Linked DNA regions of Homo sapiens: region 2 is linked to region 1. Evidence: chromatin loops called from intact Hi-C (ENCODE). Cell type or tissue: CD14-positive monocyte. All regions are shown on one strand. Links, peaks and the distances in the headings refer to the core of each region. The heading gives the core; the rest is flanking DNA.

Region 1 (14,582 bases), core at 4,400-9,399:
TTCTCTACACCCTATTTTTTGGTTTGTTTATTTTGAGATGGGGTCTTGCTCTGTTGTCCAGGCTGGAGTGCAGTGGCACAATCACGGCTCACGGCAGCCTTGACTTCCTGGGCTCAGGTGATCCTCCCAGCTCAGCCTCCCGAGTAACTGGGATTACAGGTGTGAACCAACACTTCCAGCTAATTTTTGTATTTCTTGTAGAGACGAGGTCTCACTATGTTGCCCAGGCTGGTCTCGAACTCCTGGGCTCAAGCGATCTTCCTGCCTCGGCCTCCCAAAGTGCTGGGATGACAGGCGTGAGCCACGGTGCCAGGCTGAGCATTCTGTTTTGTGGACCTTCTCTCCACCCTCATCCACCTTCTTTCTCTTTCCACAGTGGCTGCAGCTCAGACGACTCCAGGAGAGAGATCATCACTCCCTGCCTTTTACCCTGGCACTTCAGGTATCACTTCCACCCCAGAAGCTTGGCCAGAGGCTCCCAGAACACCCCAGTGGTTCTCCAGGTCACCATCCCACCTCCCGTCCCCAAATCAGAGGATCCGTGTCCTTCTCCGAGTCCCAGAATCAGCGACCCCCAGCCTGTGTTCAGGAGCACCCCGTGTGCCCGCCGCACAGCCCCGAGGGTCCTGGGACACCCCAGCCTCTCTGCATCTGTCTCCCGTTTCATTCCCCAAGCGCAACTCCAAGGAACCTGGGACCCGCCCCCTCGCAGGGGACTTCCTCTCTGCCTGTGGCCAAAGCACAGCCCCAGGACGCAGAGCTTGAGTTGTCTCCCTGTTCCGGCCCCCACTCTCCAGGCTCTTGTTCCGGATGTGGGTCCCTCTCTCTGCCGCTCCTGGCAGGCCTCGTGGCTGCTGATGCGGTGGCATCGCTGCTCATCGTGGGGGCGGTGTTCCTGTGCGCACGCCCACGCCGCAGCCCCGCCCAAGGTGAGGGCGGAGATGGGCGGGGCCTGGAAGGTGTATAGTGTCCCTAGGGAGGGGGTCCCAGGGAGGGGGCCCTTGGGGAAGCCCTGGAGGAGGTGCTGGGGAAACCCTGGGGGAGGTGCCTGGGGGAACCCCTGAGGAAACCCCTGAAGCAGGGGGTCCCCAGGGAAGTGGAGATATGGGTGGTCAAGCTTCATGCTTTCTCTCCCCTATCCCCAGAAGATGGCAAAGTCTACATCAACATGCCAGGCAGGGGCTGACCCTCCTGCAGCTTGGACCTTTGACTTCTGACCCTCTCATCCTGGATGGTGTGTGGTGGCACAGGAACCCCCGCCCCAACTTTTGGATTGTAATAAAACAATTGAAACACCTGTAGTCGTATTCTTTCTCAAAGAACCCCAGAGTTCCCAAAGCCTCCCTCCCATGAACTGTTTCTGGATCCAAGGCCCCCTCAGAACCCCCACATGTCCCCATCCCATCAGCCCAAGGATCTGGCATAATGTTTTTGTGCTTCATGTTTATTTTAGGAGAGTATTGGGGAGCGGTCTGGTCTCTCAGGGATGGCACTCTGTGGGTCTGTATCGCGGTAGGAGTTGGAATGAGGTGCAGGGTGGGCTTCAGGAATGGCTGGATCCAGGTATCATGTTGCTGACTGTCATGATTCGGGCTCATTTGTAATACGGCCTCTGTGTGTTGAGGTCGCTGTAGACATCCGACCTCTGACCCTGGAGCTCCTAAAGGAATGGGGGCCATCAGTGGAAGGGACCCACCAAATAAAATCCAGCCTTCTCCCAGTGGCCTGCAAGGCCCCTGGCAGCTTCTTCAGCCTTATAGCCATGAAAGAGATCCGGATTTTATTCAAGTACATTCAATGTTCCCCCTTCTCCTCTGCCTCATCAGTGTGCCCCAGCCTCAGGGTCCCTGCGTGTGCTGTTTCCTCTGCCTAAAACTCTGTTCCCCTAGATCCCCTCTCCCTTCAAGTCTCAGCTCACGTCACCTCCTCAGAGAGGCATTTCTCAATTTCCCCTCTGTAGTTTCTTCCCCCCACACTCCAGCCACTGTAAAAAAAAAAAAAAAAGCCTGTTTATTTCCTTTACTGTGCCTCCCAAAATTATTTTATTTGTTCATTTGCTTTAAGTTTGTCTTAACTAGGATATAAACTCTGTCACTGTGTCCCCAGCATTTAGCACTTATAGGTGCTAGACACATCCACAGAGGGAATAAATACATCCGGGTAATGCTTTGCCCTAAAATTTCACTGCCACCAGTAACTGGAAGGGCCCCTCGGTCTTCTGGATATCACAGAGCCAAACCTGAGATTCTTAGACTTCACAAAGAAACTTTATCCACAAGTGAGGTGAATAGGCAAAGCTGGTTGCAGACAATATATCAGACTTCACACAGCAGTGTTCACACTTGGGGTAGGGGGAGGATCTATGTGGCCCCCAGGGGCAGGCCTCAGACAGAAACCCTAAAATCATATATGATGACTAGTCTGGGCGTGCATTCTTCAGGGGAGAGGTCTTAGAGAATCTCATGACCCCCTAAAGGGTTAAAAAGGAACATTGACAGAGAGGGGGATAGATGACTAGATTCTCTTGTATACTCTATAGTTTTTAAAAAGAGCTTCAGCCAGGCATGGTGACTCATGCCTATAATCCCAGCACTTTGGGAGACCGAGGTAACAGGATCTCTTGAGCCCAGGAGTTTGAGACCAGCCTGGGCAACATAGTGAGAACCTATCTCTACTTTAAAAAAAAAAAAAAAATTAAGGCCGGGCGCGGTGGCTCACACCTCTAATCCCAGCACTTTGGGAGGGAAAGGTGGGCGGATCACGAGGTCAGGAGATTGAGACCAGCCTGGCCAACATAGTGAAACCCCATCTCTACTAAAAATACAAAAATTAGCCGGGTGTGGTGGCATGCACCTGTAGTTCCAGCTACTCGGGAGGCTCAGGCAAGAGAATCGCTTGAACCTGGGAGGTGGAGGTTGCAGTGAGCTGAGACCACACCATTGCACTCCAGCCTGGGTGACAGAATGAGACTCCATCTCAAAAAAAAAAAAAAATTAAAGTAGAGAAAGAAAAAAGAGCTTCAAGAATACTCAACCAGCATGGTTGCTTGAGCCTGTAATCCCAAGATTTTCGGAGGCTGAGGCGGGAGGATCACTTGAGACTGGGAGTTTGAGACCAGCTGGGGCAACATAGTGAGACCCCTGTCTTTTTTTTTTTTTTGAGATGGAGTCTCACTCTGTCGCCCAGGCTCACTGCAACCTCCGCCCCCTGGGTTCAAGCGATTCTCTTGCCTCAGCCTCCTGAGAAGCTGGAATTACAGGCGCATGACACCATGCCCAGCTAATTTTTGTATTTTTAGTAGAGATGGGGTTTCACCATCCTGGCCTGGCTGGTCTTGAACTCCTGACCTCGTGATCCACCCACCTTGGCCTCCCAAAGTGCTGGGATTACAGGTGTGTGCCACCATGCCTGGCCAAAAAAAAATTTTTTTTAATTATAAAGAACATTTACACTGCTCTCAGATTATATGCACAATTTTGTATTTTTTGTGTAGATTTTTCTGGGAGTCTAGATTTTCTTAGTTTCTCAAAGGGATGAAGGGTCCTCAAACCCAAAAAAGAGATTCTAGGACTCCTCTCTTTAGAGTTACCAAGGTAGGGCTGAATGACATTCTCTGCCCTACTGAGAGCGTCTCCCAGAAATCAGTCGTCCTAGGGCTGGGTTTCTTCCAGAAAATTCCTGGCCTGACTTCTGGCAAGGCCTGTGTTTACACTTACAAAGGCAAAGCCACCCTTTTTTTTTTCTTTTTAACTCTTCACGCTTTTTTTTTTTTGACAGAGTTTTCCTCTTGTTGCCCAGGCTGGAGTGCAATTGCGTGATCTTGGCTCACTGCAACCTCCGCCTCCTGGGTCAAAGGATTCTCCTGCCTCAGCCTCCCAAGTAGCTGGGATTACAGGCATGCGTTACCACGCCCAGCTAATTTTGTATTTTTAGTAGAGACAGGGTTTCACCATGTTGGTCTCGAACTCCTGACCTCAAGTGATCCACCCGCCTCTGTCTCCCAAAGTGCTGGGATTACAGGTTTGAGTCACCGTGCCCAGCCCCTCTTCACACATTTTAAGCTGACCATAAGCTTGTGGTTGATCATTCGGCCCAGTTTTGGACAGATGTCCCATGTGCCTTCAAGGTTTGGGGGTGCTTTAGGCAGAGTGGCTTTGAGGTCCCTCTGATGGCATGAAGGAGTATCTGGGGCAGATATCCCTGGCAGGAGTGAAATGTGAGGAGGACAGTCTGGTTTTCTCACCTGATAAGGCGACTCGGTCTCAGTGATACGCTGTTTCCGGGTCGCTGCTGGAGGTGAGGGGTGTTGTGGGGTGCAGAGACAGGCAGAGTGGTGAGTTGAGGGTGTTTTGTCATTCCAAATCAGCACCTCCATTACCATCCCTTTGGATGTTTGAGATCTGGGAGTTTACCCAGCCCCCCACCCCCATCTAGGCAAGTCCTCAGGATGTCCCCTGCTAGCCCCACTCACCCTCCGCAGCCCCTCGCCCCCGAGGGACCAGCCGGCCCAGGAAGTACACGGCCAGGGCAATGAGCACTGTCAGCACCAGGTCTCCCATCACGATCCCTGCCAGCACGCCCGGGCTCACCGTAGAGCAACTGCAATCTGCAGCACAGGGGTCAGGGGAGGTCAGTGTGTGCTGGGAACTGTGGGGAGGGGGGTCAGCGGCAGGGAGGTTTGGAAAGGGTGTGGGAGAGACGGAGACAGGGAGGTCTCTGGGAGGTAGAGAGAGGGACTGCTGGGTCTAGGCCTACCGCTCTGGGCCTGGGCCTGGACAGGACGGAGACCTGAGGAGGAAAAAGAAGGTAAACTGAGGCACAGAGTTATGACGGGGGTGGGGGAGGCAAGTTTAGAAGCCAGGGAAGGTGGATCCTGACAGCCAAGAGGTTAGCAAGGGGGAGAGCGTGTCTGGCGGGACTCAGGGGGCTGGCGTCTGGGCCACCGGACTATGTGCGTTACTTCTGCACAACTTGTCCTGTGGCAACACACTTAGATGTCTCTTCTCCCCTGCTTGTAGCGGACGACAAAACTTGGGGGCTTGGGCTCTGGGAGAAACCCACAGGCTTTGGGAGGTTGGGGACCTGCTCCCATCCCAACACCCACTTTTGGTTCTCTCGTTCCACCCCACTCCCTGCCCTGCCCCAAGCTGAGCCCAGGGACCCGGGAGGCAGCCACGGAAGCCCCTAACTCACCACTTACAGCCAGCAGGAGAGGCAGGAGCAGGAGCCTGCTGCAGGGTTCAAGTCCCCCCATGAAGCCGGATGCTGCTGGACACCACAGTGTAAGGGCCGGTGGGATGTGGCGCAGCGTCCAGGCAAGTGAAGGAGGAAGTCTGAGGCGGGTGGTGGCAGAAGGGAGGAGGAGACAGGGGAGGAGAGACAGAAACAAAACCCAAGAAAGAATCAGGCCCAGACACCCAGGGGCCATGCCACAGGCCCCCAGCAACTAGACGTGAAGGGCAAAGGGTACGTGAAGCACAAACTTCACCTCCGTCCCCAGTCAGGGGTCAGACATCGTTTTAACAGGAGGGTCAGTGTCATGACCTTCCTCTGGCTGATTGAAACCAGCTCTGCCTCTTCCTGGCTGGTCAACCTTGAGTGCAATGGCACGGTCTCGGCTCACTGCAACCTCTGCCTCCCGGGTTCAAGTGATTCTCCTGCCTCAGCCTCCCAAGTAGCTGGGATTATAGGCGCCTGCCACCATGCCCGGCTAATTTTTTGTATTTTTTTTTCTTTTTTTTTTAGTAGAGACAGGGTTTCACCATGTTGGCCAGCTGGTCTCAAACTCCTGACCTCAGGTGATCCACCCACCTTGGCCTCCCGAAGTGCTAGGATTGCAAGTGTGAGCCACCGCACCCAGCTCCAACCTCAGTTTCTTCATCTGTAAAATTGGGAGTAAAATGGGACCTACTTTTTAGAGTTGTGGGGATTAAATGAATTAAAGTTCCTAGACCAGGGTCTGACCCTTGTCAGCTTTTTAAAAGCATCAGCTATGATGATGATTATTTAATCATCAGAAACTTGTGCTGTTTAAAGGATATTAAAAGAGCCAGCAGCATGTGGGCACTAATGACATGCAGGCACTCTGTCCCAAGCGTTAAATCATTCAGTCCCCGCAATGCCCTTCTAGGGCACATGCTCTTATCATCCCCATTGTTCAGAGAGGTAGAGACGCTTGCCTAAGGCTGCACAGCAAATCAAGGTGGAAATGGAACCCAAGACCCAAAATCAGGTTTTTGACTAGGGAAGAGTCAGGGGGAAAAACAAAGATGAAAGATGGGGAAGGAGAAAACAGCGGCAAAGCTGAGAAAGGTGAGAGTAAGGCAGTGGCACAGACACAGAGGCACGGCTGGCGGCTTGGGGAGAGGCAGGTGGCTGGCTCTCCTGCTGAATGAGGAAGTGGCTGGGAGCAAGGCCCAAGGGAGGCCACCCCAAGGAGACGGGGACTTCTAGCCCCCAGCTGGAGCCTGGGGCTGGGGAAGGAGGAACCTGAGGTTAGGGTGCTGGAGGATGAGACAGCTGCAGGAAGCCCCCCTCCCCCATCCACACGTCACACCCACCGCTCCTTGGGCCTGGGCTTAGGAGAAAAAAGGGGAAACTGGATTCTGGTCACAGGGCAGATGCCCAGTGGCCTGTGGGGGAAGGGAGGAGAGGAGATTTGGAGCCTGGAGGAGGGTCAGGTCCCAGCTCAGCCCACGGTCACCACTGTTCAGGCCTGGCTGAGTCCCCTCCCTTAAAAACCCAAGCCTCTCCCATTGTGTCTAGAGCGAGCATGGAGGGAACAGACCCTGTAGGTCCTCCCGGGCACACCAGGCCACCCAATGTGTTGGAGCAGAGTGGGCGAGGGGGCAGTCAGAGACCAGAGCAGGGCTCTGAGCCAGGAGGGCCCTGACCTGACTCAGGGGTTCACAGGTTCCCTCCGGCCGCAGGTGGGGAGCAGACTGTGGAGGCAGGGACTGGAGCAGGGAGGCCAGGCTGCTGGGATATTTGTGAGGATATTGTGAGGTCTATTAGAATAATGCCTGGTTGAGTTCAAGACCAGCCCGGCCAGCATGGTGAAACCCCATCTCTACTAAAAATTAGGCTGGGCACGGTGGCTTATGCCTGTAATCCCAGCACTTTGGGAGGCTGAGGCGGGCGGATCACGAGGTCAGGAGATCGAGACCATCCTGGCCAACATGGTGAAACCCGGTCTCTACTAAAAATACAAAAAATTACCTGGGCATGGTGGTGGGCACCTGTAGTCCCAGCTACTCAGAAGGCTGAGGCAAGACAATACCTTGAACCTGGAAGGTGGAGGTTACAGTGAGCTGAGATCGCGCCACTGCACTCCAGCCTGGGCGACACAGCAAGACTCTGTCTCAAAATAATGATAATAATAATAAAGGGCCAAGCGCGGTGGATCACGCCTGTAATCCAACACTTTGGAAGACCGAGGTGGGCGGATCCCCTGAGGTCGGCAGTTCGAGACCAGCCTGACCAATATGGAGAAACTCGGTCTTTACTAAAAAATACAAAATTAGCCTGGCGTGGTGGCGCGTGCCTGTAATTCCAGCTACTCAGGAGCCTGAGGCAGGAGAATCGCTTGAACCCAGGAGGCAGAGGTTGCAGTGAGCAGAGATTGCGCCATTGCACTCCAGCCTGGGCAACAAAAGCGAAACTCAGTCTCAAAATAATAATAATAATAATAATAATAATAATAATAATAATAATAATAATAAACTTTCACTCCTGCTCTAAAACTTACCTTGGTTTCTCACTCTGCCTTATGTCCCTTGGTCAAATTCTTTTTTGAGGAGGCAAGGATTGAGGTTGCTGCAGACCCCTATGGATTCACTGCTGCGAACATACTTCGGTACCGTGTGACTTGGATATGTTCCATGCTAAAAATTAGTATGTCCAGTCTCGAGTTCTCAGCTTAGCTTGATAAAAATCCTCCCTCAGCCAGGTGCAGTGGCTCACACCTGTAATCCCAGGCGTGATTTTGGATTTTGGGACTTTAGGAGGCCAAGGAGGGTGGATCACCTGAGGTCAGGAGTTTGAGACCAGCCTGGCCAACATGGTGAAACCCTGTCTCTACTAAAAATACAAAAACTAGCCAGACATGGTGGCAGGCGCCTGTAATACCAGCTACTTGGGAGGCTGAGGCAGGAGAATCGCTTGAACCTGGGAGGCAGAGGTTGCAGTGAGCCAAGATCATGCCATTGCACTCCAGCCTGGATGACAAGAGTGAGACTTTGACTCAGAAAAAAAAAAAAAATCCTCCCTCAGTCCTTCAGCATCAGCCTCCTAGTCTCATCCTCCCCACTTCAGCCAGGCCTGGGCTGTCCCCAGAAGATATTCCCCAAGCACCATCCAGTCATACGGATGTGGCCATAGGGGCTGGAATCAGGGTCCTAGAGCGCCACCTTTAGTTGCTGAGATGTGGGAAAGTCCAAGGGGTCCCCAAAGAATGGACTCGGGTGGTAGCAGACATCTGTGGGCTATGTGGGCTCTTTACTAACCAGAAGTGGAATGTTTCAACATTTTAGCAACCAATACAACTGTGCTGATGCAGACCACAGGTGGCAGGTCTGGGCTGGCCTCTGGGCTAGAGGACGGATAAAACACTCTCTTTGGCCAGGCATAGTGGCTCACACCTGTAATCCCACCACTTTGGGAGACTGAGGCGGGTGGATCACTTGAGGTCAGGAGTTTGAGACCATCCTGGCCAACATGGTGAAACCCCGTCCCTGCTAAAAAATACAAAAATTAGCCAGGCGTGGTGGTACACATCTGTAATCCCAGCTACTCAGGAGGCTAAGGCAGGAGAATCGCTTGAACCTGGGAGGCAGAGGTTGCAGTGAGCCGAGATCGCACCACTGCACTCAAGCCTGGGCAACAGAGCAAGACTCCGTCTCAAAATAAACAAAACAAAACAAAACAAAAAAACCCTCCCTCTTTGGATGAAGGAAGAAGCTGAGATTCAGGGCACCCAGCAACAAGGCGCTGCCCCAAGACACTGCCAGACTCCTGGAAGCTGAGCTGAGGGCCTCCACACAAGATCAAGAGGTGAGTGTCTCACCCTCTCTGGGCAGCAGGCCAAGAGTTGGGGAAGCCAACGCTGACTTTCCCAGAAACCAGGTAGTGTGTTGGCCTGTGACCAGCTCACTTCTGTGGAAGCTACAGTCCCTCCCCACTCTCCCAGCTTCCACACTGGCCCCTCCACAGCCTGTCCTCCTCAAAGCAGCTGGAAGCTTTGTAAAACATCAGATGAATAGAGGCCAAGGCAGAAGGATCGCTTGAGGCCAGGAGTTCAAAACCAGCCTGGGCAACATAACGAGACCCTGTCTCTAATTCTTTTTTTTTTTTTTGAGATGGAGTTTTGCTCTTGTCGCCCAGGCTGGAGTGCAGTGGCGCGATCTCCGCTCACTGCAACCTCCACCTCCCGGGTTCAAGCAATTCTCCTGCCTCAGCCTGCCGAGTAGCTGGGATTACAGGCATACGCCACCATGCTTGGCTAATTTTGTATTTTTAGTAGAGATGGGGTTTCTCCATGTTGGTCAGGCTGGTCTCGAACTCGCAACCTCAGGTGATCCACCTGCCTCCGCCTCGCAAAGTGCTGGGATTACAGGCGTGAGCCACCGTGCCCAGCTCTAATTATATTTTTAAAAATAGGCTGGGCATGGTGGCTCACGCCTGTCATGCCAACACTTTGGGACACCAAGGCAGGCATATTACTTGACCTCAGGATTTCAAGACCAGCCTGGGAGCCAGGCGTGATGGCTCAAGCTTGTAAATCCCAGCACTTTGGGAAGCTGAGGCAGGTGAATTGCTTGAGCCCAGAAGTTTGAGACCAGCCTGAGCAACAGGGCAAAATCCCAGCTCTACAAAAAATACAAAAATTAGCCCAGCATGGTGGCACCTACCTGTAGTCCTAGCTACTAGGGAGGCTGAGGTGGGAGGATCACCTGAGCCTGGGGAGGCAGAAGCTACAGTGAGCTTTGATTGTGCCACAGCAGTCCAGCCTGGGCCACAGAGTGAGACCCTGTCTCAAAAAAGAAAAAAATTAATTAATTTAATTTAAAAATCAGACAAATAGCCTAATTTTTAAGTGACCAAAACATTTGAACAGACACTTCACTAAAGATGAGACGTGAAGGCCGGGCGTGGTGGCTCACTCCTGTAATCCCAGCACTTTAGGAGGCCAAGGTGGGCGGATCACCTGAGGTAAGGAGTTCGAGACCAGCCCAGCAAATATGGTGAAACCACATCTCTGTTAAAAACACAAAAATTATCTGGGCGTGGTGGCAGTTTCCTATAATTCCATCTACTCAGGAGGCTGAAGCAGGAGAATCCCTTGAACCCAGGAGACAGAGGTTTCAGTAAGCCGAGATCGCACCGCTGCACTCCAGCCTGGGCAACAGAGCAAGACTCCATCAAAAAAAAAAAAAAAAAGCCAGCGTGGTGGCTCACGCCTGTAATCCCAACACTTTGGAAGGCCAAGGCGGGCAGATCACCTGAGGTCAGGAGTTCAAGACCAGCCTGGCCAATATGGTGAAACCCCATCTCTACTAAAAATACAAAAATTAGCCAGGCACGGTGGCAGGCATCTGTAATCCCAGCTGCTTGGGAGGCTGAGGCAGGAGAATCACCTGAACCTTGGAGGCAAAGGTTGTAGTGAGCTGAGATCAAGCCATTGCACTCCAGCCTGGACGACAAAAGTGAGACTCCATCTCAAAAAAAAAAAAAGAAGAAGAAGAAGAAGAGACATGAATGGCCAGGAAGCCTGTGAAAAAGTGCTCAGCACTATTAGTCATTAGGGAAATATAAACGAAACCTCAGTGAAATGTCACTGCACGCCCACTTAAATGACTAAAATTAAAAAGACTGACCCTATCGAGTGTCAGCAGAAATGTGGAGCAGTTGGAAATCTCAGACACTGCCGGTGGAAATGAAAAATAGAGCAACCGCTTTGGAAAATAGTCGGTTGTTTCCTTTAAACATTCTGCAGTAGCTCACACCTGTCATCTCAGTGCCTTAGGGGACTAAGGTGAGAGGATCTCTTGAGGCCAGAAGTTCAAGATCAGCCTGAGAAACATAGCAAGATACCATATTTACAAAAATTGTTCTTTTTTTTGAGACAGAGTCTCATTCTGTTACCCAGGCTGGAGTGCAGTGGCACGATCTCAGCTCACTGCAACCTCCGCCTCCTGGGTTCAAGCAATTTTCATGCCTCAGCCTCCTGAGTAGCTGGGATTACAGGCACCCACCACCACGCCCGGATAGTTTTTTGTATTTTTAGTACAGGTGGGCTTTCACCATGTTGGTCAGGTTGTTCTCAAAGTCCTGACCTCTGGTGATCCACCCTCCTCAGCCCCCCAAAGTGCTGGAATTAGAGGCGTGAGCAACTGTGCCTGGCCTAATTTTTCTATTTTTCATACAGATGGGCTTTCACCATGTTGGTCAGGCTGATCTCGAACTCCTGACCTCAACTGATCCGCCTGCCTCAGCCTCACAAAGTGCTGAGATTACAGGCGTGAGCCACTCTGCCTGGCCCAAATTTTTTTTTTTTTTTTTTTTTTTTTTTTGAGATGGAGTCTCTCTCTGCCGCCCAGGCTGGAGTGCAGTGGCTCGATCTCGGCTCATTGCAGCCTCCCCGTCCCAGATTCAAGCGATTCTCCTGCCTCAGCCTCCCAAGTAGCTGGGATTACAGGCATGAGCCACCACACCTGGCTAATTTTTGTATTTTTTTAGTAGGGACAGGGTTTCGCCATGTTGGCCAGGCTGTTCTCACACTCCTGGCCTCAAGCGATCCTCCCACCTCAGCCTCCTAAAGTTCTGAGATTACAGGCATCAGCCACCATGCCTGGCCCCCAAAATTGTTTTAAATTAGCTAGGCGTGGTGGAGCACACTTGTGGTCCCAGCTACTCAGGAGTCTGAAGCAGGAAGGTTGCCTGAACCCAGGGATTGGAGGTTGCAGTGAGCTATCGTGGCACTACTGCACTCCAGCCTGGGTGACAGAAGGAGACCCTGTTTCAAGAGAAAGAAAAAAGGAAGGAAGAAGGAAGGGAGGGAGAGAGAGAGAAAGAAAGAAGGAAAGAAAAGAAAGAAGAAAGAAAGAGAGACAAAAAGAAAGAAAAGAAAAGAAAAAAAAGAGGCTGGGGGCGGTGGCTCACGCCTGTAATCCCAGCACTTTGGGAGGCTGAGGTGGGCAGATCACAAGGTCAGGAGATCCAGACTATCCTGGCTAACACGGTGAAACCCTGTCTCTACTAAAAATACAAAAATATTAGCCAGGCATGGTGGTGGGTGCCTGTAGTCCCAGCTACTCGGGAGGCTGAGGCAGGAGAATGGCGTGAACCCAGGAGGCGGAGCTTGCAGTGAGCCGAGATTGCGCCACTGCACTCCAGCCTAGGCAACAGAGTGAGACTCCATCTCAAAAAAAAAAAAAAAAAAAGAAGGGGATGTGTGATGTGTTCAATGACATTAGGGAACCCACTGAATCTCTAGGAGGTCCAAGAAATCAGTCCCTGAGCTACACAGATCAGATCCTACTCCTGCCTTGGGGAGCAAACACCTCAGCTCCACTGCTAAAGTGATCTGGGACCTTCTGTGAAGGCTTCTGTCATTTGCATCAGACACTGGGGGAAGTTTGGCAATTTCTAAGAAATTTAAACATAAACACACCATACAACCCAACACTCCCACTCCTAGGTATTTACCAAAGAGAAGTGAAAACGTGAGTTTATACAAAAACCAGTACCATATATTAATAGTGGCTTTGTTCATAATTGCCCCAAACTGGAAACAACCGAATGGTTCTTCACTGGATGAATGGATAAACAAGTTGTTTATCCATTTTTTTGAGATCCACACGGTGGGATACTACTCAGCAATAAAAAGGAATGAACTATTTTTACTTATCTTTTTATTGGAGAAAGGGTCTTGCTCTGTTACGCAGGCTGGAGTGCAGTGGTGCAATCATGGCTCACTACAGCCTCAACTTATTGGGCTCAAGCGATCCTCCCACTTTAGCCTCCCAAGTAGCTGGGACTATAGGTGCGCATCACCATGCCCAGCTAATTTTTATATTTTTCATAGAGATGATGTTTTGCCATGTTGCCTGGGCTGGTCTTGAACTCCTGGCCTCAAGCGATCCTCCCACCTCATTCTCCCAAAGCCCTGGAATTACAGGTATGAGTCACTGCACCTGGCCTCACCAATATTTTTTTCTCCCCTTCTTCTTCTATAGGTGTGAGCCACCACGTCTGTTTTTTTTTTTTGTTTTTTTTTTTTTTTTGAGATGAAGTTTTGCTCTTGTTGCCCAGGCTGGAGTGCAATGGTGCAACCTTGGCTCACTGCAACTTCTGCCTCCTGGGTTCAAGCGATTCTCCTGCTTCAGCCTCCTGAGTAGCTGGGATTACAGGCATGCACCACCATGCCCAGCTAATTTTTGTATTTTTAGTAGAGACGGGGTTTCATCATATTGGTCAGGCTGGTCTCTAATTCCTGACCTCAGGTGATTTGCCAGCCTCGGCCTCCCAAAGTGTTGGGATTACAGGCGTGAGCCACCACTCCCGACATCCTAATTTTTATTTTTATTTTTTTAGAGATGTGATCTCACTCTGTCACTGAGGCTGTAGTGTACTAGCAGGAACATAGCTCACTGCAGCCTCAACCTCCCAGGCTCAAATAATTTTCCCACCTCAGCTCTGCAAGTAGCAGGGACTACTGGCAGGCACCGCCATGCCAGCTAATTTTTAAATTTTTTTGTAGAGATAGTGTTTCACCACCTTGCCCAGGCTGGTCTCAAACTCCTGAGCTCAGGCAATCCACCTGCCTTGGCCTCCTAAGGTGCTGGGATTACAGGTGTGAACCCCCTTGCCCAGCCACCCCTTCCTCTACTGAAACAGAATTTGTAGTTGGGCATGAGATTCCCTAGCCAAGAAGATGTCTCTCATCCTCTTTGGAGCCTGTTGGGGCCATGTATCTGTTTTCTGGCAAACGGAACTTGGGAAGAAATGATGCGGGCAACTTCCAGATTGTGTCCCTAAAGTCAGAGTATGCCCTCTCCTTTTCTGCTCTTCCTATTGGCTGGAATGTGGCCCTTATTCTGGCTGTGGGCACCCACTTTAACCACAACAGCTAACATTTTGAAGGCTTTTTAAGTAGAATCCAAGTAATGCTTGATGGTTTCATCAATTGTGGTTCATCCATAACATAAATAGAGTCATGGCCAGGCATGGTGGCTCATGCCTATAATCCCAGCACTTTGGGGGGCTGAATCAGGAACCTCAATTGTGGCCAGGAGATCAAGACCAGTCCGGGCAACATAGCGAGACCTTGTCTACGAAAACAAACAAACAAACAAACAAACAAACACATCAGCCGAGTGTGGTGGTACATGCCTGTAGTTTCAGCTACTTGGGAGGCTGAGATAGGAGGATCACCTGAGCCCAGGAGGTTGAGGCTATGGTGAGTCATGATTTGATTGGGCCACTGCACTCCAGCCTGGGCAACAAGGACAGAGCAAGACTCTGTCTCAAGGGGAAAAAAAAAAAAATTAAGAACTTGCCACAGTGGCTCATCCCTGTAATCC
Region 2 (14,582 bases), core at 5,796-10,795, 460 kb before region 1:
TTCCCTCTTCATCCCTAGGAGAGTTCCATTTCTCTCTGGCATCCTGTACTTCCTTATTAATTGTCATTTATTTAAAATTGCACACTGGGTGCAATGGCCCACACCTGTAATCCCAGCACTTAGGGAGGCCAAAGCAGGAGAATCGCTTGAGGCCAGGTGTTTGAGACCAGCCTGAGAAACACAGCAAGACCCTGTCTCTACAAAAAATAGCAAATTAGCCAAGTGTGGTGGCCAAGCCCGTAGTCTCAGCTACTTGGGAGGCCGAGGTGGGAGGACCGCTGGAGCCCAGGAGGTCGAGGCTGGAGTGAGCTATGATCACACCACTGCACTCCAGCCTGAAGTGACAGAGCGAGACCCCCACCTCTAAAAATAATAATAATCAGCCCAGACGTGGTGGTTCACACCTGTAATCCCAGCACTTTGGGAAGCCAAGGTGAGAGTATGGCTTGAGGCCAGGAGTTTGAGACCAGCCTGGGCAACATAACAAGACCCCATCTCTACCAAAAATAAAAATAATAAAAACATTTAGAAATAATAATAATAAAACAAAGTTACATATCTCAAATCCTAAGTGATCCTCTCTGCCCCGGGTGCACATTCTCCCTTATCCATGCCATCCTCAATCCCCTCAACCCCTGGCGACTGCAACACCCTCCTAGCGGATCCCTCTGCTTCCAGTTCTGTCCTTCTAGGGAGCATTCTTCACACAGTAGCAGGCTTGATCTTCTAGAATCATATATCACATCACATCATTCCCCTCTTATGGCCCTAAGTGACTTCCCACTGCTCAAAAATGGAGTCTTAAGGCCGGGTGCAGTGGCTCACACCTGTAATCCCAGCATTTGGGAGGCTGGCAATTGTTTCATTCATTCATTCATTTAACAAATATATATCCACCCCCCAGGATGTGCCAGGATCTGTGCCAAGCATTAGAAATATCATGGTTGAAAAATACAGATGGGTCCAGGCGCAGAGGCTGACGCCTGTAATCCCAGCATTTTGGGAGGCCGAGGCAGGCGGTTCACCTGAGGTCAGGAGTTCAAGACCAGCCTGGCCAACATGGTGAAACCCCGTCTCTACTAAAAATACAAAAATTAGCAGGGCATGGTGACAGACACCTGTAATCCCAGCTACTCAAGAGGCTGAGACGGGAAAATCAATTAAACCCAGGAGGCAGAGGTTGCAATGAGCCAAGATCACGCCACTATGCTCCAGCCTGGATGACAGAGCAAGACTCCGTCTCAAAAAAAAAAAAAAAGGTATATAGCCTGGATCATCAGTGCTGACCATGAGGAAAAAGGTCCTGTGGCTTTTGCTGCAAGTCCCTTAAACCACAAGACAGCTCTCAAGTGATTACACGTCCAGGATGTCTTAACAGGTCCCAGAAAAAGATAAATGAGGCATCTGAGGACAAGCGTCCTCTGAGTTTTTGAAATGGACTTATCTCCATTCTGAAGTCACTCTCATCCATCTATCCTCCACTGTCATCCAGGAAATAGTTACTAAGGGCCTAACATGTTCCAGGCTGCACGCCAGGTCCTGAGGATGCAATGGTGAGCAAAGCAGCTGTGTTCCCTGCTTTGTGGACAGTCTCATAAGGGGAGGTAGACTTCACATCCATCTTAATGCAAATCCTCATGCTAATGAACACATTATAATAAATTGAGACGTGGGACATAGGAAGGAATAGTAAAAGATGCTATGAGAGCAACCAACAATGAGAAAATAAACTCTAAAAAAATTAAATTTACAGCTGCCTCCAAAATATTTAGAATCATGCAAAACCTCTATGCTGACAACTAGAAAGCATTGCTGAGAGGAATTAAAGACCTAAATAAATGGAGAGAGATGTCCAGTGTCAATGATCCCAAATTGATCTATGGATTCAGTGTGAGCCCATTCAAAATTCCAGCAGGCTTTTCTGTAGAAATTGATTTTAATATTTATATGAACATGCAAATGACCCAGAATAGCCACAGCAAATTTAGAAAAGAAGAAGGAAGTTGGAGGACTTACTCTATTTCAAGACTTATTATGAAACCACAGTAATCAAGACTGTGTGCAGGCCGGGCACAGTGGTTCGTGCCTGTAATCCCAGCACTTCGGGAGGCCGGGGCACGTGGATCACTTGAGGTCAGGAGTTGAAGACTTGCCTGGCCAACATGGCGAAACCCTGTCTCTAATACAAATACAAAAATTAGCCGGGGGTGGTGGCAAGCATCTGTAATCCCAGCTACTCAGGAGGCTGAGACAGAAGAATTGCTGGAACCCAGGAGGAGGAGGGTTCAGTGAGCTGAGATCACGCCACAACACTGTAGCCTGGGAGACAGAGCAAGACTCCATCTAAAAATAAAAATTTTAAAAAATAATAAAAATAAATAAATTTTAAAAATACCGTGTGCAAATGATGAAAGGCAAGACACAGAGTCTCTCAGAAGAATAGAGCGTCCAGAAATAGTACCACACACACATACAACCAATGGGTTTTTAGTACAGGTGCCGCGGCAATTCAACAGGGAAAGGAAAATCTGGAATAATTGGATAAGGAGGTAAAAGCTTCTTAGGACATAAAAGCACAAACCATAGAAGAAAAACCAGATAAATTAGACCTTGTCAAAATGTAACACTTTTTTGCTTTTCAAGAGACAATTAAGAAAATGAAGACCAGGCACAGTGGCTCATGCCTGTAATCCCAGCACTTTGGGAGGCCGAGGTGGGCAGACTGCTTGAGCTCAGGAGGTCGATGCCAGCTTGGACAAAATGGCAAAACCTCATCAGTACAAAAAATAGAAAAATTAGTCAGGCATGGTGGCAGGTGCCTGCAGTCCCAGCTACTTGGAGGGCTGAGGCGGAAAGGTCACCTGAGCCTGGGAGGTCAAGGCTGCAATGAGCTGTGATGGAGCCACTGCACTCCAGCCTGGGCAACAAAGTGAAACTCTGTCTCAAAAAAAAAAAAAATTAAAAGAAGAGAAAAGTCACAGAATGGCAGAAAATATTGGTAATATATACATCTGACAAATGACTAGTACCAAGAATATAATAAAGAACTCTCAGAACTCAACTATATGAAAATAATCCAATTTTTCTTTTTTTTTTTTTTTTTTTTGAGACAGAGTTTCACTCTGTTGCCCAGGCTGGAGTGCAGTAGTATGATCTTGGCTCACTGCAACCTCTGCCTCCTGGGTTCAAGCGATCCTCCTGCCTCAGCCTCCCTAGTAGCTGGGATTACAGGCGCCCGCCACCACGCCCAGCTAAATTTTGTATTTTTAGTAGAGATGAGGTTTCACTATGTTGGCCAGGCTGGTCTGAAACTCCTGACCTCAAGCAATCCACCCACTTCAGCCTCCAAAAATGCTAGGATTACAGGTGTGAGCCACCATGCCCAGCCTAAAATTTTTTAAATGAGCAAAATATTTAAACAGACATTCCACGAAAGAAGATATACAAATGGCTCATAAGTACTTGAAAAAATGCTTAACACCAATAATCATCAAGAAAGTATAAATTAAGACCACAACAAAGGCCGGGTACGGTGGTCCACGCCTGTAATCCCAGCACTTTGGGCAGCTGAGGCGGGCAGATCACCTGAGGTCAGGAGTTCAAGACCAGTCTGGCCAACATGGCAAAACCCCATCTGTATTAAAAATACAAAAATTAGCCAGGTGTGGTGGCACGTGCCTGTAATCCCAGCTACTCAGGGGGCTGAGGCACGAGAATGGCTTGAACCCAGGAGGTGAAGTTTGCAGTGAGTGGAGATGGCGCCACTGCACTCCAGCCTGGGCGACAGATCGAGACTCTGTCTCACACACACACACAAAAATACCATGGCATACTTATTAGAATGCCCACAATTAAAAACTAACAATTGTCAAGTGTTGGTGAGGATGTGGAGCAACTGAAATGCTCGTAGGCTGCTGGTGGGAATGCAACATGGCACAGCTACTTTGGAAAACTGGTAGTTTCTTAAAAAGTTAATAAAACGTTTTACCATACCACCTGGCCAATACACTGCCAGGTATTTGCCCAACAGCACTGAAAACATTTCCACACAAGAATGTTCTTAACAGCTGTATTCATACTAGACAAAAACTTTTTAAAAAAAACCCAAACCAACCAAATATCCATCAACAGATGAATGGATAAATAAAATAGGAAATATCCTTAAAACAGAATACTATTCAGCAATAGAAAAGATGCTTAACCTGTAAGAGGGGAATCGAAATCTAGGAGGTCAGGGCCTTTTTTTTTTTTTTTTTTTTTTTTGAGACAGAGTCTTGCTCTGTCGCCCAGGCTGGAATGCAGTGGCGCAATCTTGGCTCACTGCAACCTCCGCCTCCTGGGTTCAAGTGATTCTCCTGCTTCAGCCTCCTGACTAGCTGGGATTACAGGCGTGCGCCACTATCCCGGCTAATTTTTGTATATTTAGTAGAGACGGGATTTCGCCATGTTGGCCAGGCTGGTCTCGAACTCCTTACCTCAGGTAATCCACCTGCCTCGGCCTCCCAAAGTGCTGGGATTACAGGTGTGAACCACTGTGCCCAGCCAGACAGGGATTTCTTAAGGAAGTAAATGGTTATCTGAAAGAAAGCTACAAATTAACTGTGAAAGTTGGAATGGGTAACAAGAAATAAAGACATACCAGGCAGGGGCTGGTTCAAGCTCCCCATGGCAGATGGAAAACATGACACATTCACAGAAGTGGAAAATGGCCCTGCCCAGACAGCAAAGAGAGAGAAGAGTGATGTGAGTGGAAGCTGGCAAGGGCCATGCTAGGCAGGCCTTTTTAAGGATGTTGATATTTCTCCTAAAAGCAGTGAGAAGTCTCTGAAAGGACAAGAAGGTCGTATAATTGGATTGACATTTTTAAAATGATTCCACTAATACAGTATGGAGAACTGACTGCCAGGGAAGCAGATGGATGAGAGGAAGTGAGTCAGGGCCCTGCTGAAATCCTGGTAGGGATGATGGCACTGAGATGGGATGATGGAGATGGAGACGGATGGATGGATTCATATTTGGAATCCATAAGTATTTGGGGAGTACATCAGACTGCATTCTAGGGATAAGGAAGAAGATAATATTGAGATTCACTTTAAGACTGACTCTAGTCAGGCTCAGTGGCTCACGCCTATAATCCCAGCACTTTGGGAGGCCAAGGCGGGCGAATCACTTGAGGTCAGGAGTTCGAGACCAGCCTGACCAACATGGTGAAACCCCGTTTCTACTAAAAATACAAAAATTAGCCGAGTGTGGTGGCACATGCCTGTAATCCCAGCTACTCGGGAGGCTGAGGCATGAGAATTGCTTGAATCTGGGAGGCAGAGGTGGCAGTGAGCCGAGACTATGTGCCACTGCACTCCAGCCTGGGCGACAGAGTGAGATTCAGTCTCGAAATTAAAAAGAAAAAAAAAAAAGACTGACTCTAAGATAATGGTGCAGGAGATGTGATGGGAAGAGATCTTACGCCCCAAGACAGGGAAGGGTGGAAGAAGGAAGATCTGAGGCCAGGTCTGGACACATTTGATTTGGTTGATTTGGGACACCTGTGAGACACCCAATGGCAGTGTCAACTAGGCAGTTGAGCGTGTACATGTGAAGCTCACAGAAACCTAGGGTGAAGATTCAAACCAGGGGTGTCATGAAGGTGGTAACTGGAACTACGGAAACAGTTGCAGTCGACTAGAAGGAGAGCACAGGCGAGAACAGGAAAGAACCTGGAGCCAAGCTTGAAGGAAGTCACCATTTCGGGGATGAGTAGGGGAATGGTGAGCTAGCAAAGGGGTACGAGAAGTGACCAAAGGAAAGAGAGGGAAGCTAGCAGCGTAACGTATCAGAATTTGTGAAAAGAGGATGTTTCCAGAAGGGCGTGGAAATTGTGTTGAATGCTAATAAAATAAGAAAAGCGTAAGTCCACTGAATTTAGGAACATGGAGGTCACTGCTAACATCGGGAAGAGAAAATCCCATGGAAAATAGGCACAGAACCCAGATTAGGGTGGACTGAGGGGCGAGTGAGAATTAAGAATGTGGAAGTGATTACACAGAACTTTAGATAAGGGTCCAACTTCCTGTGATGACAGGCTGCATTATAAAGACGATGAGAGAAAACTGAACTTGGAAGGAACTGTGAAGGATATTGCTCTTGTGAAAGTTTACCCCCTTGAACTCGGTCTGAGAGGTTGGGTTTCCTTTTCCTGTGACGTAGGTGGACATCATGAACTGTGAGACTGAAAGCCTCCTTGGTGATGCTCCCTTCATAACTGCGGTGAACATTCATAACTGCTGTGAACCCAGAGAGGGGGTTTCGTTGGGGCGTCTTCCACAGGGGGACTCACGACAGTGACGGCGAAAGGCAGGAGGTGGGGGGAGAAGAACGTGCAGAGACAGAGAGGCAGTCCCACTCCTCAACACTTGTTTTCCAATGAGTTTCCTGGATTCTGCAATTAAATCCAGATCCTCGTGCATGTTTATAGGAAATCATAAAAGCGAAATGACACAAATAAATTTGGTGGCAACAAGAGAGAATGGTCTCTTTCTTAGTTCTCCTGTTGATCTGAGAAGCGACGTGTGCTGGGGGAAGGAAATAAAGAACTAGAACGCCTTCAGAGGAGAGTAGAGTGGACGAGAAAGAAAAGCTAAATATCAAAATGTCTAGACCCTGGGGTTACAGACCACAAAAAGAATAAATGACTGACTGACTGAATGACTGAATGAATGGCAAACAATAGGAAGTAGGTATGTCCTAGGGAAAGAATGGGGATTCTGTGAGCAGGAATCAGGCCACAGATGGCAGAACAGAGACTTCTTTCTGAGACTTCCTCCCTAGTTCAAGAGGAAAACACGTTCCAACGATCCTTGCTGCATTAGGTGTGTATTTCAAAGGGACCTTCAGGAGCTCCTAACCTGGGGCTACCAAGGTCAGAGAGGGGGAAACAGTGAGACTTTATCAGGGAAAGGAATGGAGCCTGAGTGCCACTCCCTGACGAAAAGCCACATGGGCACGTGAACTCGGGCCTCCTGAATTCCTGACACTTTCCCAAGAGGGACAGCACATCCATGCCCTGAGCCTCTGGAGGCTGCACCAAGTGGCTCACTCTCTGTGAAGCTGCGTTACAGGCTTGAGACGAGGCAGCACTTACGGGCATCTGCTAAGTGCTTTATATACACAACCTCACTGAATCCTCGCAGAAGTCCTAGGATGTCAGAATTCGCATGCTCACTTGACTACAGCAAACTAGACTTCAGAAAACGGATCTGCCCCCAAGGTTGTAATGAAGGGACCTGGATTTGAGCCCATATCTGCATGACTATAACTCCCACACCATTTCCATCACAACAAGATGCAGGCCAGGACCAGCCTGTTTCAGCTGAGACGGGCAAAAGAAATGTGTTGGGGGCAGAGGGCAGGAGACCATAGAGAAAGTAAAAAAATTGAAGAAGAAAAGGAAGGAGTGCCGGGTGCAGTGGCTCACGCCTGTAATCGCAGCACTTTGGGAGGCCAAGGCAGGCGGATCACTTGAGGTCAGGAGTGCAAGACCAGCCAACATGGTGAAACCCTGTCTCTACTAAAAATACAGAAATTAGCTGGGCGTGGTGGCAGGTGCCTGTCATCCCAGGGAGGCTGACGCAGGAGAATCGCTTGGACTCGGGAGGCAGAGGTTGCAGTGAGCTGAGATGGCGCCACTGCACTCCAGCCTAGACAACAGAGCAAGATTCAGCCTCGAAAAAAAAAACCAAAAAAAAAGAGGAAAAATAAAAAGGAAGGAGGAAAGCTCATTTCTGAGAATGAGCAGAATGACAGAAGAAACTGCCTAAGAAAGAGAAAAGAAAATAATCTGACTTGGGAAGTAAAAAAAGAAAAATGCCTGGGAATTTTTTTTTTAAATCAGGAATTAAGGACAGAAAAATCTGAATTTGGAAGTCAAGAGTGAGGATTCTCTAGGGAGAGAATAAAGATGCTGGGCCTTTCCTTTGGGTTTGAGAGGAAATAGTGCTTAAAGACTGACCTTCCTTTCTCTGGTCACGTGGCTGGTGCTAGTATAAATGCTTACTACCAGCCAGGTTCCTCACCATTTTTTCCTGCATGGCATGGACAGAAGCAGGGGCTAAAGCTCTGTTCCTCTCTCCTGGAAGCTTGCAGACCTCCCTTCAGAACCAATCCCAAGAAGCCACCTATCCGGAACAACACAAGGCAAGGCAGCTAGTGTAGTGCTTGTGCTCTGGGAAGAGAGGCCAGGATCAGGTTTGAGGGGAAGGTTCTGGGAGACTGGAGGAAGGATGTCAGAACCAAATGGAAGACTCATACCCAGAGACAGGAGCTAGTGTGAGGAGCAAGGAAACAGCCAGGAAATCAAGGCTGGAGAGTGGACAGAGGGACAGGACCTGGGTTGGGGCCAGCAAGGGTGACACCCCAAGTGGAAACTGAGTTACCCCGTGAAGAAGACGAGTTCTATTTATGGTCAGAATGCCACGCTCAAGGGCCAGTGAAGGCCTGTGGGCTTTTCTGAATATTTCTCTAAGGTCTTCTAGGGACAAGCCTTCCTCCTAAGGCTAGTGCTGGTTCATCCTTCTTCCCCTCCACCCTCCTCTAAGCCTCCCAGCTTCCCCTTTTCTTTTCTTTTTTTTTTTTTTTAGACGGAGTTTTTGCTCTTACCGCCCAGGGTGGAGTGCAATGGCGCAATCTTGACTCACTGCAACCTCTGCTTCCCGGTTCAAGCGATTCTCCTGCCTCAGCCTACCAAGTAGCTGGGATTACAGGTGCCCGCCATATCACCCGGCTAATTTTTTTTTTTTTTAGTGGAGATGGGGTTTCACCACGTTGGCCAGGCTTGTTTCGAACTCCTGACTTCAGGTGATCTGCCCGCCTCGGCCTCCCAAAGTGCTGGGATTACAGAAGTGAGCCACTGCGCCCAGCCCCAGCTTCCCCTTTTCTAGAGAGTCCCAGAGTTTGGTGTTGGACAGGAGAGGACAAGGTGGGGGAGAATCTGTGCTCTGCAAAACAGACGAACGGAAGTAGGAAGCTGGGCTGGTGGCTGGGCACTTGGGTCCTTTGGAGAGCTGGCACTGGGTATCCGCGCCTGGGGCGCCACAGCCTCTTTATACTGATAAGCATCTTACAGCTCTCTCCCGGCACTGATGCCTTTCTCTCCTGCAGGTCTCTGTCTGAGAAAGGGACTTGAGTAAAGTTAGAAACTGGCAACAGTAACTTCCTGTATCTGTGAGGACAGGAGGAGAAAGGCTAGGGAAACTGGAGGGGGAATTCCCTTGGGAAGCCACGAGTTGGTCTCCTCCAGAGACACATGATGGCAAACATAATCACTACTGCTTAATATCCCGCCCCAGGCAAAGTCAATAATTGCTCTGGGTAGTTCGAGCAGGTGGTGTGAGCAAGCCGTGGTGGCATCAGAAAGCACAGTCCTGGGAAGGGGACGGTGCCGGGGAGGATGTCCGCATCCTGAAGGAGAGCTGGCTGCGCGGGCTGTGAGTGAGACCTCCCTGACCCCGCCCTTTTTTGTTCCCCTCCAGGATGCTGCCGGACTGGAAGAGCTCCTTGATCCTCATGGCTTACATCATCATCTTCCTCACTGGCCTCCCTGCCAACCTCCTGGCCCTGCGGGCCTTTGTGGGGCGGATCCGCCAGCCCCAGCCTGCACCTGTGCACATCCTCCTGCTGAGCCTGACGCTGGCCGACCTCCTCCTGCTGCTGCTGCTGCCCTTCAAGATCATCGAGGCTGCGTCGAACTTCCGCTGGTACCTGCCCAAGGTCGTCTGCGCCCTCACGAGTTTTGGCTTCTACAGCAGCATCTACTGCAGCACGTGGCTCCTGGCGGGCATCAGCATCGAGCGCTACCTGGGAGTGGCTTTCCCCGTGCAGTACAAGCTCTCCCGCCGGCCTCTGTATGGAGTGATTGCAGCTCTGGTGGCCTGGGTTATGTCCTTTGGTCACTGCACCATCGTGATCATCGTTCAATACTTGAACACGACTGAGCAGGTCAGAAGTGGCAATGAAATTACCTGCTACGAGAACTTCACCGATAACCAGTTGGACGTGGTGCTGCCCGTGCGGCTGGAGCTGTGCCTGGTGCTCTTCTTCATCCCCATGGCAGTCACCATCTTCTGCTACTGGCGTTTTGTGTGGATCATGCTCTCCCAGCCCCTTGTGGGGGCCCAGAGGCGGCGCCGAGCCGTGGGGCTGGCTGTGGTGACGCTGCTCAATTTCCTGGTGTGCTTCGGACCTTACAACGTGTCCCACCTGGTGGGGTATCACCAGAGAAAAAGCCCCTGGTGGCGGTCAATAGCCGTGGTGTTCAGTTCACTCAACGCCAGTCTGGACCCCCTGCTCTTCTATTTCTCTTCTTCAGTGGTGCGCAGGGCATTTGGGAGAGGGCTGCAGGTGCTGCGGAATCAGGGCTCCTCCCTGTTGGGACGCAGAGGCAAAGACACAGCAGAGGGGACAAATGAGGACAGGGGTGTGGGTCAAGGAGAAGGGATGCCAAGTTCGGACTTCACTACAGAGTAGCAGTTTCCCTGGACCTTCAGAGGTCGCCTGGGTTACACAGGAGCTGGGAAGCCTGGGAGAGGCGGAGCAGGAAGGCTCCCATCCAGATTCAGAAATCCTTAGACCCAGCCCAGGACTGCGACTTTGAAAAAAATGCCTTTCACCAGCTTGGTATCCCTTCCTGACTGAATTGTCCTACTCAAAGGAGCATAAGTCAGAGATGCACGAAGAAGTAGTTAGGTATAGAAGCACCTGCCGGGTGTGGTGGCTCATGCCTATAATCCCAGAACTTTGGGAGGCTGAGGCAGGTGGATCACTTGAGGTCGGGAGATTGAGAACATCCTGGTCAACATGGGAAAACCCCGTCTCTACTAAAAATACAAAAAAATTAGCTGGGCATGGTGGCACATGCCTATAATCCCAGCTACTCTGGAGGCTGAGGCAGGAGAATCCTTGAACCCGGGAGTTGGAGGTTGCAGTGAGCTGAGATCACGCCACTGCACTCCAGCCTAGCGACAGAGCAAGACTCCATTTAAAAAAAAAAAAAAAAAAAAAAAGAAGCACCTTCAGGCTGGAGAAGCAGCGTAGCTAACACAAGTCCAGTCCTTGTGATGTGGCTGGTAGTTGGGGATGGCCAGGCTGAAGCAGAGAGTCCTAGAGAAATCTCGATACAAGCTTCAAAGCAACACCTAGACACTGCTCTAGCGGTTGATCCTGGAGATAAACCAACAAGAGAGAGATGGAAGAGAAATACTAAATGAGGTCAAAGAAGACTCAGAAAGGTTCTGAGCCTGGAGATGAGCAGGGAGGCCTCAGGGCTTAGACCTTTAATGATAGGGGTTTCCCTGCATTGGTTTGACCTGTTGCCTTTTTGATGTGCTCTGTTTGTTTTCATGTGTTGTCTTGTCTCCCCTGCTAAACTGGGAGCTGCCAGGGGTCTGGGTCTTATCTCCTTCCTCCATGGTACCCCACACAGGCCAGGATGTGGTTTGGTACCCAGCAATCAGAGATTGGCACTCCCTCATACAGGGGAAAGCAACCTGGTCTAGCAAATTGAAAATAAAGATGATAAAACTCTGAAGTGAATGTCCACAATTTTTGTAACACTGCTGCAAGCACAGGGAGGGCAAAAATAGGAGAGAGAACCAGATTCAGCAGCAAAGGGGAAAAGTGATGCATCTGAAACCACAGAAACATCTTAAGATAAAGAGGTGGTGTGGGCAAAGGAAGTGAGAGCACTGACGGAATCGTCTTTCGAGGGATGAATAGAGAGTCCGGACTTAGAAAGGATGCAGGGTGATTCCGATTCACAGTCATCTGTCTGCCACAGGGCCTTAAAACATGTCACCCTCCTGCTCAGAAACCTGCAGAGCTTTCCTATCATCAAAATGTTTCCTTGGCCAGTTGCAGGGGCTCATGACTGTAATCCCAGCACTTTGGGAGGCTGAGGTGGGAGGATCACTTGAGCCCAGGAGTTGGAGACCCACCTGGGCAACACAGTGAGACCCTGTCTCTCAATTTTAAAAATTTAATTTAAAAAGATGCGTCCGGCTGGGCACAGTGGCTCATGCCTGTAATCCCAGCAGTTTGGGAGGCCAAGGCGGGAGGATCGCCTGAGGTCAGAAGTTCTAGACCAGCCTGGCTAACATGGTAAAACCCCATCTCTACTAAAAAGACAAAAAAAATTAGCCGGGCATGGTGGTGCGTGCCTGTAATCCCAGCTACTGAGGAGGCTGAGGCAGGAGAATCACTTGAACCTGGGAGGCAGAGGTTGCAGTGAGCCGAGATTGCGCCACTGCACTCCAGCCTGGGCAACAGAGCGAGACTCTGTCTCCAAAAAAAAAAAAAAAAGTGCTTCCCCCAAGGAACTCATATTGTACCATTCTTTTCCTTGCTTTGTCCTCTCTCTCCCCTTCCAGTTCTACCTGCCTAGCTCATTTTTCCACAATAAGGACTCCTAGACCATTCTCTCTAGTTAAATGACCTCCAGCCCCTAACCTAGTAGTTTGCAACCCAGGCTGTACATCAGAATTACATGTGGAGGTGTGAAAATAATACAGAGAGCCACCTCCAACCTACTGACAGAATCTCTGCAGGTGGGGCCCCAGCAAGAGAGCTTTTCAAAAAAGCACCCCAGGTGGCCAGCTGGGGTCGCGAATCGCTGTCTTATCTCAGAAGCCAAATCTGTCCAAGAACTTGTTCTTCAAAAACCTTGCCTGCTTATTCATCCCCCCTCACCTCAATCCCACATTCTTCTACCTGTTTTTTTGTTGGTTTGTTTGTTTTTAGAGTTGGGGTCTCACTCTGTTGCCCAAGCTGGAGTGCAGTGGCACAATCATGGCTCACTGCAACCTCGAACTCCTGGGCTCAAGTCACCCTCCCGCCTCAGCCTCCCAAGTAGATGGGACTACAGGTGTACACCACCACACTCAGCTAATTATTTTATTTTATTTTGTGTAGAGATGGGGTGTTGCCCAGACTGGTCTTGAACTCCTGGCCTCAAGTGATTCTCCTGCCTTGGCCTCCCAAAGTGTTGGGATTACAGATGTGAGCCACCACACCTGGCCCTCCCCCATCTTCTGGTGCTTGCCTCTTCTTCACTTACAAAAATCCACTCAATATTCACTTTCTCCAGAAAACCTTTCCTTATTAGTCCCACTGAACTGAAAGCTCATTTTCTATTTTCCTCCTTCAAAAGAAGACTGGACAGGTGCCATAAGAACCCTGAATTCAGTGTCCATTCCACTTACTAAATGGATGGCCTGAAGCAAGCCACCTCCTCCAGCCTCTATTTCTAAATCATAGTGATTAGGATACTACATACCTCCCAAGATTATTCTGTGGATTAAAATAAGACTCTATGAATAAAATTGCTGAGAAATCATAGAATATTAAGTAGTTCTAAGATATAAATCCATGTACACAGATGTACCCTCACTTATTAGAAATATAATAAGTAAACATTAAAAATAGTGGAAATAATGCTGGGCATGGTGGCTCATGCCTGTAATCCCAGCACTTTGGGAGGCCGAGATGGGCAGATCACTTGAGATCAGGAGTTCAAGATCAGCCTAGCCAACATGGTGAAATCCCATCTCTACTAAAAATACAAAAAATTAGCCAGGCACGGTGGCAGGCACCTGTAATCCCAGCTACTCGGGAGGCTGAGGCATGGGAATCGCTTGAACCTGGAAGGCAGAGGTTGCAGTGAGCTGAGAACGTGCCACTGCACTCCAGCCTAGGCAACAGAGAGAGAATGTCTCAAAAAAAAAAAAAAATAGAAATAACATAGTAGGTAGTCAACTACGGATAGCATGGCAGTAATATGTTTTAAAAAATCTGGGATTCTCAGCTGACTGTACATGCACTATGAGTCTGTGATGTATTACAGCTGCCACAAAAGCTAATTTGATTGGATTACATGAAAAGAAATCATGTTGGCCAGGCACAGTGGTTCACGCCTGTAATCCCAGCACTTTGGGAGGCGAAGATGGGCAGGTCATGAGGTCAGGAGTTCGAGACCAGCCTGGCCAGCACGGTGAAACCCCATCTCTACTAAAAATACAAAAAATTAGCTGGGCATGGTGGCGTATGCCTGTAATCCCAGCTGTTTGGGAGGCTGAGGCAGGAGAATTGCTTGAACCCGGGAGGCGGAGGTTGCAGTGAGCCGAGATCACGCCATTGCACTCCAGCCTGGGCGACAAGAGCAAAACTCTGTCTCAAAAATAAAAAGAAAAGAAATAATGTCTAGACAAGTTGATGATACTGAGGCAGAGCAGGTGTGCTAAGTGGGGCTTGGCCCATGAGGGTTCTTGGTTTTGCCCAGGAAAGAATTCAAGGGCTAGCCGGTGGTGAAAGAAAACAGCTTTGTTGAAGCAGCCCTGTTACAGCTCCAGCCCTGTTGCAGCTCCGTGACTGCTCCTGCAGAGCAGGGCTACCCCACAGGCAGAGAGTAGCAGCTCAGGGCAGTTTTGCAGTCATATTTTTGCCTACTTTTAATTGCACACAAATTAAGGGGCAGTTAACACAGAAATTTCTAAGGAAAGGGTAGTAACTTTTGGGTTGTCAGGTCATTGCCATGGAAA

Evidence for each region. Hi-C counts contacts between places; a loop is a spot of excess contacts. Peaks named below come from ENCODE experiments on the same cell type or tissue, not always from the same donor. Only the 100,000 strongest peaks of a DNase experiment are listed, where the experiment ranks them.
Region 2: it touches region 1 in a loop (5-fold over the local background); 1 of 110 quality-filtered maps calls a loop at or near these places.

Annotation. Positions count from the first base shown.
Region 1 is chr19:35,902,975-35,917,556 of GRCh38, forward strand. It overlaps TYROBP (transmembrane immune signaling adaptor TYROBP), which reads right to left and starts at 5,321. Exons shown (of 5, transcript NM_003332.4): 1 at 5,194-5,321; 2 at 4,756-4,788; 3 at 4,472-4,606; 4 at 4,244-4,290; 5 at 1,429-1,660. The coding sequence starts at 5,254. The coding sequence ends at 1,595. HCST (hematopoietic cell signal transducer) reads left to right here. Exons shown (of 4, transcript NM_014266.4): 2 at 377-442; 3 at 798-929; 4 at 1,146-1,403. The coding sequence ends at 1,186. RefSeq lists a silencer at 4,333-4,486 and enhancers at 6,298-6,427, 6,578-6,627, 6,728-6,837. In CD14-positive monocyte, for the core only: no CTCF peak of the experiment used is centred there; DNase peaks (open chromatin) are centred at 5,337, 6,517, 8,357 and 9,077; H3K4me3 peaks cover 2,826 bases; H3K27ac peaks cover 4,862 bases.
Region 2 is chr19:35,440,190-35,454,771 of GRCh38, forward strand. FFAR2 (free fatty acid receptor 2) reads left to right here and starts at 8,068. Exons shown (of 2, transcript NM_001370087.1): 1 at 8,068-8,190; 2 at 9,525-11,578. The coding sequence starts at 9,526. The coding sequence ends at 10,518. RefSeq lists enhancers at 2,093-2,302, 6,025-6,104. In CD14-positive monocyte, for the core only: no CTCF peak of the experiment used is centred there; DNase peaks (open chromatin) are centred at 6,182, 8,632, 8,972, 9,242 and 3 weaker places; H3K4me3 peaks cover 4,969 bases; H3K27ac peaks cover 4,163 bases.